2 separate regions of the Homo sapiens genome follow, and region 1 is linked to region 2. The links are chromatin loops, found by intact Hi-C in ENCODE. Cell type or tissue: HepG2. All regions are shown on one strand. Each heading gives the region's core, and the rest is flanking DNA. Links, peaks and the distances in the headings are about the cores only.

Evidence for each region. A loop is a pair of places that touch in the nucleus more often than their neighbours do. Peaks named below come from ENCODE experiments on the same cell type or tissue, not always from the same donor. Only the 100,000 strongest peaks of a DNase experiment are listed, where the experiment ranks them.
Region 1: a loop joins it to region 2, with 5 times the contacts of the local background. A loop is called at or near these places in 109 of 110 quality-filtered maps.

What each region holds. Positions count from the first base shown.
Region 1 is chr10:100,340,659-100,345,054 of GRCh38, reverse strand. No RefSeq gene overlaps it. Among named protein-coding and RNA genes, the nearest start is that of SCD, 4.4 kb to the left of the region's middle. RefSeq lists an enhancer at 2,329-2,623. In HepG2, for the core only: a CTCF peak has its summit at 2,513 (motif pointing left); DNase peaks (open chromatin) are centred at 2,524, 2,974 and 3,944; H3K4me3 peaks cover 1,546 bases.
Region 2 is chr10:100,423,256-100,427,651 of GRCh38, reverse strand. No RefSeq gene overlaps it. Among named protein-coding and RNA genes, the nearest start is that of WNT8B, 38 kb to the left of the region's middle. In HepG2, for the core only: no CTCF peak of the experiment used is centred there; a DNase peak (open chromatin) is centred at 2,281.

The sequences.
Region 1 (4,396 bases), core at 73-4,072, 83 kb after region 2:
GCTTGGCCAACAAAGTGAAATCCCATCTCTACTAAAAATACAAAAATCAGCTGGGCATGGTGGGAAGTGCCTGTAGTCCCAGCTACTTGGGAGGCTGAAGCAGGAGAATTGCTTGAACCCGGGAGGCGAAAGTTGCAGTGAGCTGAGATCACACCACTGCCCTCCAGCCAGGGTGAAAGAGCAAGACTCTTTCTCAAAAAAAAAAAAAAAATTGTGATTTTTTATTATTTTGTTTACAGCCAAGCTCCTTAATTTTGGTATTCAAAGTGCTTCATGATTTTACTCTGAACGCCCTATTCCAGCCTTAATTCTCACTTCTCACTTAGTATAACTTGTATCTTCATCAAACTGCACATTTGTCAACAGAATATAAAATAAAACTCCGAAAAACCCCTGCACTCTTGCTGATTTCTAAACATGCTTCATTTTCCCAAGTTTTTCTTCCCCTGAACTCTGCCTGTCAAAATATTACCCGGGATCCAGCAATTCCACTCCTAGATATAAACCCAACAGAAATGAAAACATATGCCCACACAAATGTATACATGAATATTCACTGGAGTATTATTCATAATGGTCAAAAAGTGGAAACAACCTAAATGTCTGTCAACTGACTAATGAACAGATAAGATGAGCACTTTGGGAAGTGGAGGTGGGGGGATCATGGCAACATAGTGAGACCTTGTCTCAACAATAAAAATACAGCCTGAGCAACATAGCAAGACCTCCTCTATACCAAAAATCATTTTTTAAAACTTAGCTGGGCCTGGTGGCACAAGCCTGTAGTCCCAGCTACTCAGGATGCTGAGGCCAGCGGATTGCTTGAGCCCAGGAGGGGAGGCTGCAGTGAGCTATTATTACGCCACTGTACTCCAGCCTGGGCAACAGAGTGATACCCTGTTTCAAGAAAAAAAATATCAGCCAGGCATGGTGACACGTGTTTGTAGTCCCAGCTACTTGGGAGGCTGAGGCAGGAGGATCACTTGAGCCCAGGAAGTCAAGGCTGCTCAGCTGTCACCATGCCACTGCCCTCCAGCCTGGGTAACAAAGTGAGACCCTATCTCAAAACAACAACAACAAAAAAGAAAGAAAATGAATACATAAAATGAAAATTAAAAAAAAAAATTAGCCAGGTATGGCTGTGTGTGCCTGTAGTCCTAGCTACTCTGGAGGCTGAGGTAGTAGGATCACTTGAGCCCAGGAGTTTGAGGTTACAGTGAGCTATGATTGTGCCACTGCACTCCAGCCTGGGTGACAGAGTGAGAACCTGTCTCTAATAATATGATATGGGATACCCACACAGTGGAATACCATTTGAGAATAAAAAAGAATGAAGTACTGCTAAGTACTGTAACATAATGAGCCTTAAAAATAGAATGCTAAGTGAAAGCAGCCAGTCACAAAGTCTCACATGTTGTTTGCTTCCATTTATATGAAATGTCCAGAATTGGCAAATTTATAGAGACAGAAAGTAGATTGGTGGTTGCCCAGGGCTTGGAAGGAGGATGGAGGATGTTGGGGGGTGATGGCTAAGGAATGCAGGGTTTATTTTTGGAGTAATAAAACTGTTCTAAAATGGATTGTGATGGATGCACAACCTGTGAATATACTAAAAGCCATTAAATTGTATGATTTAAATGGATGAATTCTATGGTATATAAATTATATCTCAATAAGAAAAGTATAAAAAAAAAAAAAAACTAAAGACTGGGCATGGTGGCTCACGCTTGTAATGCTAGCACTTTTGGGAGGCCGAGGCGGGTAGATCGCCTGCGGTCAGGAGTTCCAGATCAGCCTGGGCAACATGGTGAAACCCCGTCTCTACTAAAAATACAAAAAATTAGCCCAGGGTGGTGGCGGGCACCTATAATCCTAGCTGCTTGGGAGGCTGAGGCAGGCTGAGGCAGGACAATCGCTTGAACCTGGGGGGTGGGGGTGGAGTCTTGCTCTGTTGCCCAAGCTGGAGTGCAGTGGCACGATCTCAGCTCACTGCAACCTCCACCTCTGGGGTTCAAGCAATTCTCCTACCTCAAGCTCCCAAGGAGCTGGGATTACAGGCGTGCACCACCACACCCGGCTAATTTTTGTATTTTTAGTAGAGATGAGATTTTGCCATGTTGGCCAGGCTGGTCTCAAACTCCTGACCTCAAGTGATCCACCTGCCTTGTCCTCCGAAAGTGCTGTGATTACAGGCGTCAGCCACTGTATCTTTATAACTCTAGATGATTGAGCTATAGGCTCCAGAGGAAAGGTACACTCCAGACCAGCTCCAGAGAACGAGAGAAGACTTCCCGGAGGAGACGGTGCTAAATCCGAAGGGACCATTAAGGGTGAGTGTGGAGAAGGGCAGTTGGCAAGTTCAGAGACCTAGAGGAGGAAAAGACTGACCTGATATACTATGAACGAGGACCCTTGAATATGGCTCCTCCTGGGCCCCAGGCTGGATAGATGGTGTAGCACGTCTTTCCCCGGTAGAGAAGAGGCCAGTGCACTAGCCCCACACCTCCCTCTGTTGGCAGACATCTGTCTCTCCACACTATCCACAGAGCCATGATCTTCCTCTCACTCCAGCCCTTTCTGTGTGTGCTCACACACGGGAATGTCTGCACACACAGGTATGCATACTGGCGGACGGGCCTCCACCAACTTATTGTTACCTATCCCTGGGGCCCTGGGGTACGTCCTCAGATCAGATAGTGCGTGTGACTGGAAGCAGTTTATGTCTCAGGGCAGAATGTGTGAGATGGGTACTGACAGTCCCAGCAGATGAGGCCTGGGGACAAATGTCTTAGGACCAGGACCAGGGCCAGAGATTTCTGCAGTGGTCTGACCTTACAAAGATGCCTTTTCCCAGGCCACAGACTACTCCCTCCCTCCTCTGGAGGCCCATAGGGGATCTTTCCCCAGCCTGGAAGGCTACCCCATTCTGAGCAAGCCATCTAGGATGAACACATGGAGAGGAAAAGCAAACACAGGCCTAGGGCCTCCAACAACAAATAAACAAGCTGAAGGGAAAGTCTCTCTTGCCCTGACTCAGCTTCTGAGCCAAAGTAAAGAGAGAAGAGCAGCTTGCCCCCGCGTTTTTTCTTTCTTTCTTTCTTTTTTTTCTTTTTGAGACGGAGTCTTGCTCTGTTGTCAGGTTGGAGTGCAGTGGTACAGTCTTGGCTCACTGCAACTTCTGCCTCCCAGAATCAAGCAATTCTCCTGCCTCAGCCTCCCAAGTAGCTGGGATTACAGGTGCATGCCACCCCTCCTGGCTAACTTTTGTATTTTTAGTAGAGATGGGGTTTCACCATACTGGCCAGGCCAGTCTCGAACTCCTGACCTCGTGATCTACCCGCCTCAGCCCCCCAAAGTGTTGGGATTACAGGCATGAGCCACCGTGCCCGGCTCCTGTGTTGCCTTCCTGGTCGTAGAGAGGTAAATCCCCATTTGCTTCCTGCAGTTGCTAAGAGTGCTCCCAGGAAGGTCACACTCTCTTCCAGAGTTCTGAACCCATGCCTCTCTCCCTGCTGTAGGTGAAAGGAACAGGCAGGCCCTGGCCATTCCTGGCCCTTCACCCCTTTTGCTTCTCTCCTCCCAACTGCCCCTCCCAAGCTGCTGCTTCCCCTACAAGGGAACTGTTTCCTGAGTCCTTCTAGCCTCGTGCCCCAGCCAGCCATCTCTCTCCTGGCCTTCCCTTTGCCTGACAGTAACCTCTCCCACAGCTGATGTCACCCTGGCTTTGCACTGACACAGCAGCTGAGCTGGGCACAGCAGGGCTGCGAGGTCCAGAGGGCAGCTGGCTATGTCTGAGGCCAAGCTTCCCTCAGTGCTCGCCCAGGGCTTTTCCTCAGCCAAGAGCCTGCTTCTCTCCCATTCTGTGCCTCTAAGCCAACGTAGCCACATGGGGATAGAGTGTTGACTGAGCCTCCCCTGTGCCCAGCGGAAAGTCAATTCTCTGCTGTGTGGGGGAGAATGGAGCCAAAGTTCTGCTCCCACCCCTGGGGAGCTCACAGATTTCTAAGAGAAACAGGACAAAGCACAATAGCAAACTGGGCAGGCTAGCATCTGATGAAGGCAGAGTGTAAACATACTATATTAAACAGGGTCGGAGTTCAGGGAAGAGAGAGGGGCGCCCTTCCTAAGAGGTGCCCCTAGAATCGGGTAGGGGAAGAGAATGGGCTGGTGACAGAGTCATTTAGTGTTTTTTTAAAATTTATTTTTATTTATTTAAGCATCTATTTATGTGCACTGTGCTAGGTGCTTTGATAATCTACTAATATTTACCCACATATTTACCTGTATTTTGCAAGGCTCAGAAAAGTTGTACCAGCCTGGGAGCACTGAGGTGGGGGATGTGATGGGGATTTGTCTGTACCTAACATCTGCTAGGTGCGTACTAGGTACTTCATAT
Region 2 (4,396 bases), core at 145-4,144:
TGCCCCCCTGCCAACTGCATCCATGTTGCTGCAAAGGACATAATTTCGTTCTTTTCTATGGCTGTGTAGTAGTCCATGGCGTATATGTACCACATTTTATTTATCCAATCAACCATTGATAGGCACCTAGATTGATTCCATGTCTTTGCTATTGTGCTGTGTCTTTTTGGTGGAGTGATTTGTTTTCTTTTGGATATATACTCAGTAATGGATTGCTGGGTTGATTGGTAGTTCTGTTTTCAGTTCTTTGAGAAATCTCCAAATTGCTTTCCACAGTGGCTGAACTAATTTACATTCCCACCAACAGTGTATAAACATTCTCTTTTCCCTGAAACCTCGCCAGCATCTGTTATTTTTTGACTCTTTAATAATAGCCATTATAGTTGGCATGAGATGGTATCTCATTGTGGTGTCCATTCGCATTTCTCTGACAATTAGTGATTTGGAGCATTTTTTCATGTTTGTTAGTCAATTGTATGTCTGTTCATGTCTTTTCCCATTTTTTAATTGGGTTATTTGGGTTTCACTTATTTAATCGTTTAAGTAAGTTCCTTATATATTCTGGATATTATACCTTTGTTGGGTATGTAGTTTGTGAATATTTTCTCCCATTCTGTAGATCATCTGTTAGTCTGTTGATAGGTTCTTTTGCTATGCAGAAAAGAAGCTCTTTAGTTTAATTAGGTCCCACTTGACCTAATTAAATCCTAATTAATCAATCTTGAGTTAATTTTTGTTTATGGAGACAGATAGGAGTCCAATTTCATTCTTCTGCATATGGCTAGCCAGCTATCCCAGCACCATTTATTGAATAGGGAGTCATTTCCCTATTGCTTATTTTTGTCATCTTTGTTGAAGATCAGATCACTGTAGATGTGTGGCTTTATTTCTGGGTTCTCTAATCAGTTCTGTTGGTCTATGTGTCTGTTTCTGTACCACTACCATGCTGTTTTGGTTACTGTAGTGTTATAGTAAAGTTTGAAGTCAGGTAATATGATGTTCCAGCTTTGTTCTTTTTGCATGGGATTGCTTTGGCTATTTGAGGTCTTTCTTGGTTCCATGTGAATTTTAGAATAGTTTTTTCTAATTCTGTCAAAAAATAACATTGGTAGTTTGATAGGAATAGTGTCAAATAAATAGATTGCTTTGGACAGTATGGGCATTTTAACAATATTGATTCTTCTAGTCCATGAGCATAGAATGTCTTTCCATTTGTTTATATCACTTTTGATTTCTTTTAGCAGTGTTGTGTAGTTCTTCTTCTTTTGTAGATCTTCTTGAAAGATCTTGGAAATCTTTCACCTCCTTGGTTAGATGTATTCTTGGGGTTTTGTATGTGTGTGTGTGGCTATTGTAAATGGGATTGCATTCTTGATTTGGCTCTCAGCTTGAACATTATTGGTGTATAGAAATGCTGTTGATTTTTGTACATTGATTTTGTATCCTCAAACTTTTCTGAAGTCTCAACTTTTATTTTAGAATCAGGAGGTACATGTGGTGGTTTGTTACCTGTGTATATTTTGTGACACTGAGGTTTGGGGTATGAATGATCTTGCCACCCTGATAGTGAGCATAGTACCCGATAGGTAGTTTTCAGCCATTGCCCCCCTCTTTCCCTCCCTCCTCTAGTAGTCCCCAGTGTCTATTGTTCTCGTCTTTATGTTCATATGTACCCGATGTTTGGCTCCCACTTCTAAATGAGAACATGTGGTATCTGGTTTTCTGTTCCTGCATTAATTTGCTTAGAATAATGGCCTCCAGCTGCATCCATGTTACTGCAGAAAACATTATTTCATTCTTTTTTTTTTTTTTTTTTTTCTGAGACAGGGTGTCACCCTGTCACCCAGGCTGGAGTGCAATGGTGCAATGTTGGCTCACTGCAACCTCCGCCTCCCAGGTTCAAGCAGTACTCCTGCCTCAGCCTCCCGAGTAGCTGGGATTACAGGCATGCGCCACCATGCTCGACTAATTTTTGTATTTTTAGTAGAGATGGAGTTTCACCATGTTGGCCAGGCTAGTCTCGAACTCCTGACCTCAGGTGATCCGCCTACCTCAGCCTCCCAAAGTGCTGAGATTACAGGCATGAGCCACTGCGTCCGGCTGTGTATCATAATTCTTGTCCCTTATCTTTTATATCCCTAGTTATAGGGATATTGGAAGAAATAAAAAAAAAAACATTGGTGTGAAATGCTTTAAACCTTAAAATCAGTGATAAAAATACAAGGTGACACTTCATTTCCTAGGAGTTAGTAAGTTAAACATTAACCTAAAGTGTCATTTACCGCTGGAGGTTTGTTTGTACATTTAGCCCATTGTTAACTAGATTATCTTTGGGAAATGCAATGAAAGTACAGATTCTGTCCCTGCTCTCAACATTTTTAAAATTAAATGATCAGGAAAAGTTGGCATGAAAAGTGCCTTTCCAAGGCTTTGGTGCAGAAAACCAGACCCTCACAACATCTCTGACCTTTGTGGTCTCAAATTGACCTTGAATCCTAAAAGTTCTGCAGTCAGGAGCCTGCACATGCCATGTACGTTGCCTGCCTAGCCAGTTCTCAGATCCTTTGCTTCCCAAAGGCCTTAACTTCCTAGTCTAAGTAGTTGGGAAGGAGTCTCCTACCTGCATTCTCCATGTCCAAAGCATTTTCACCACCTAGTGATCCCTCCTACTACATACCTTCTGGTTCAGAAGAGGTTAAAGTTGATTTGAAAAGAAATCTGAGCTCAAGAGTACAGAAAGCCAAATTTCTACCCAGAAAACAATATTTCCAGGGTACATGTAAGATTTTTGTTTTGTTTTAACGTGGAGTTTTGCTCTGTTGCCCAGGCTGGAGTGTAGTGGCACAACCTTGGCTCACTGCAACCTCCGCTTCCTAGGTTTCAAGCGATTCTCCTGCCTCAGTCTCCAGAGTAGCTGGGATTACAAGCACCCACCACCACGCTCAGCTATTTTTTTTTTATTTTTAGTAGAGACAGGGTTTCACCATGTTGGCCAGACTGGTCTCGAACTCCTGACCTCAGGTGATCCACCCCCCTCGGCCTCCCAAAGTTCTGAGGTTACAGTCATGAGCCGCTGCGCCTGGCCTAGACTCTTATTAATAGGTGTGTTAGTTCAGAAATAAGGAAAGATTAAGAAATAAAGAGATGATAGGAAAGCTGTCCTTTCAACACACTTTGGGAAGTACAAACATGTTTGTGTGTGTGTGTTTCTTACAAAGCGCTGTTCTCAGTGGACATTTGTGATAATGAGGATTAAGGGACTTAGAGGCAAATTCAAATATACCCAAGACTGGAGCTCCAAAAAGATGAGTCTTCATTTACCTTAATCTTTTTTTTGTTTGTTTATTTTGACACAGAGTCTCACCTCTGCTGCCCAGGCTGGAATGCAATGGCATGATCTCAGCTCACTGCAACCTCTGCCTCCCAATTCTCCTGCCCCAGCCTCCCAAGTAGCTGGGATTACAGGCACCCGCCATCATGCCTGGCTAATTTTTGTAGAGACAGGGTTGTACCATGTTGGCCAGGCCGGCCTTGAACTCCCGACCTCAGGTGATCCACCCGCCTCGGCCTCCCAAAGTGCTGGGATTACAGGTGTGATCCACCGTGCCTGGACTCATTTCCCTTAGTCTTTACCCATCTTTTCTCTAGTTACTTTTTTCTGGACACCATGAACTCATTTCTGTTAACATTTCCATCTATCATTGTAATCTAGAAGAGGGCGCTTAAGTCTGTCTCTAAAATTCATTCATTCAGCAAGTACTTACTAAATTCCTTTTCTTTTCTAACACTGTGACAAACCACTTTAATACAAATATAAATTAGACATTATCCTTGGCTTCAAAGAACTTATGATTTTGTGGCAATTCAGGAAAAAAGGAAAAAGAAATTTCCAGCCATAAAAAAGAATGAAATCAAGCTGAGCATGGTGGCTCATGCCTGTAATCCCAGCACTTTGAGAGACCTAGGTGTGTGGATTGCTTGAGTCCAGGAGTTCGAGACCAGCCTGGGCAACATGGCAAAACCCCATCTCTACTAAAAATACAAAAAAAATTAGCCGGGCATGGTGGCTTATGCCTGCGGTTCCAGCTACTCAGGAGACTAAGGTGAGAGAATCACGTGAGCCCAGGAGATCAAGGCTGCAGTGAGCTGGGATCACATTATTGCACTCCAACCTGGGCAACCGAAGTGAGACCCTGTTTCAAAAAAAAAAAAAAAAGAGGGCCGGGTGTGGGGGCTCACGCCTGTAATCCCAGCACTTTGGGAGGCCGAGGCAGGTGGATCACCTGAGGTCAGGAGTTTCAGCCTAGCCTGGCTAACATGGCGAAACTCCTTTTCTACTAAAATTACAAAAATTAGCCAGGCACTAGTGGTGCACGCCTGTAATCCCAGCTACTCG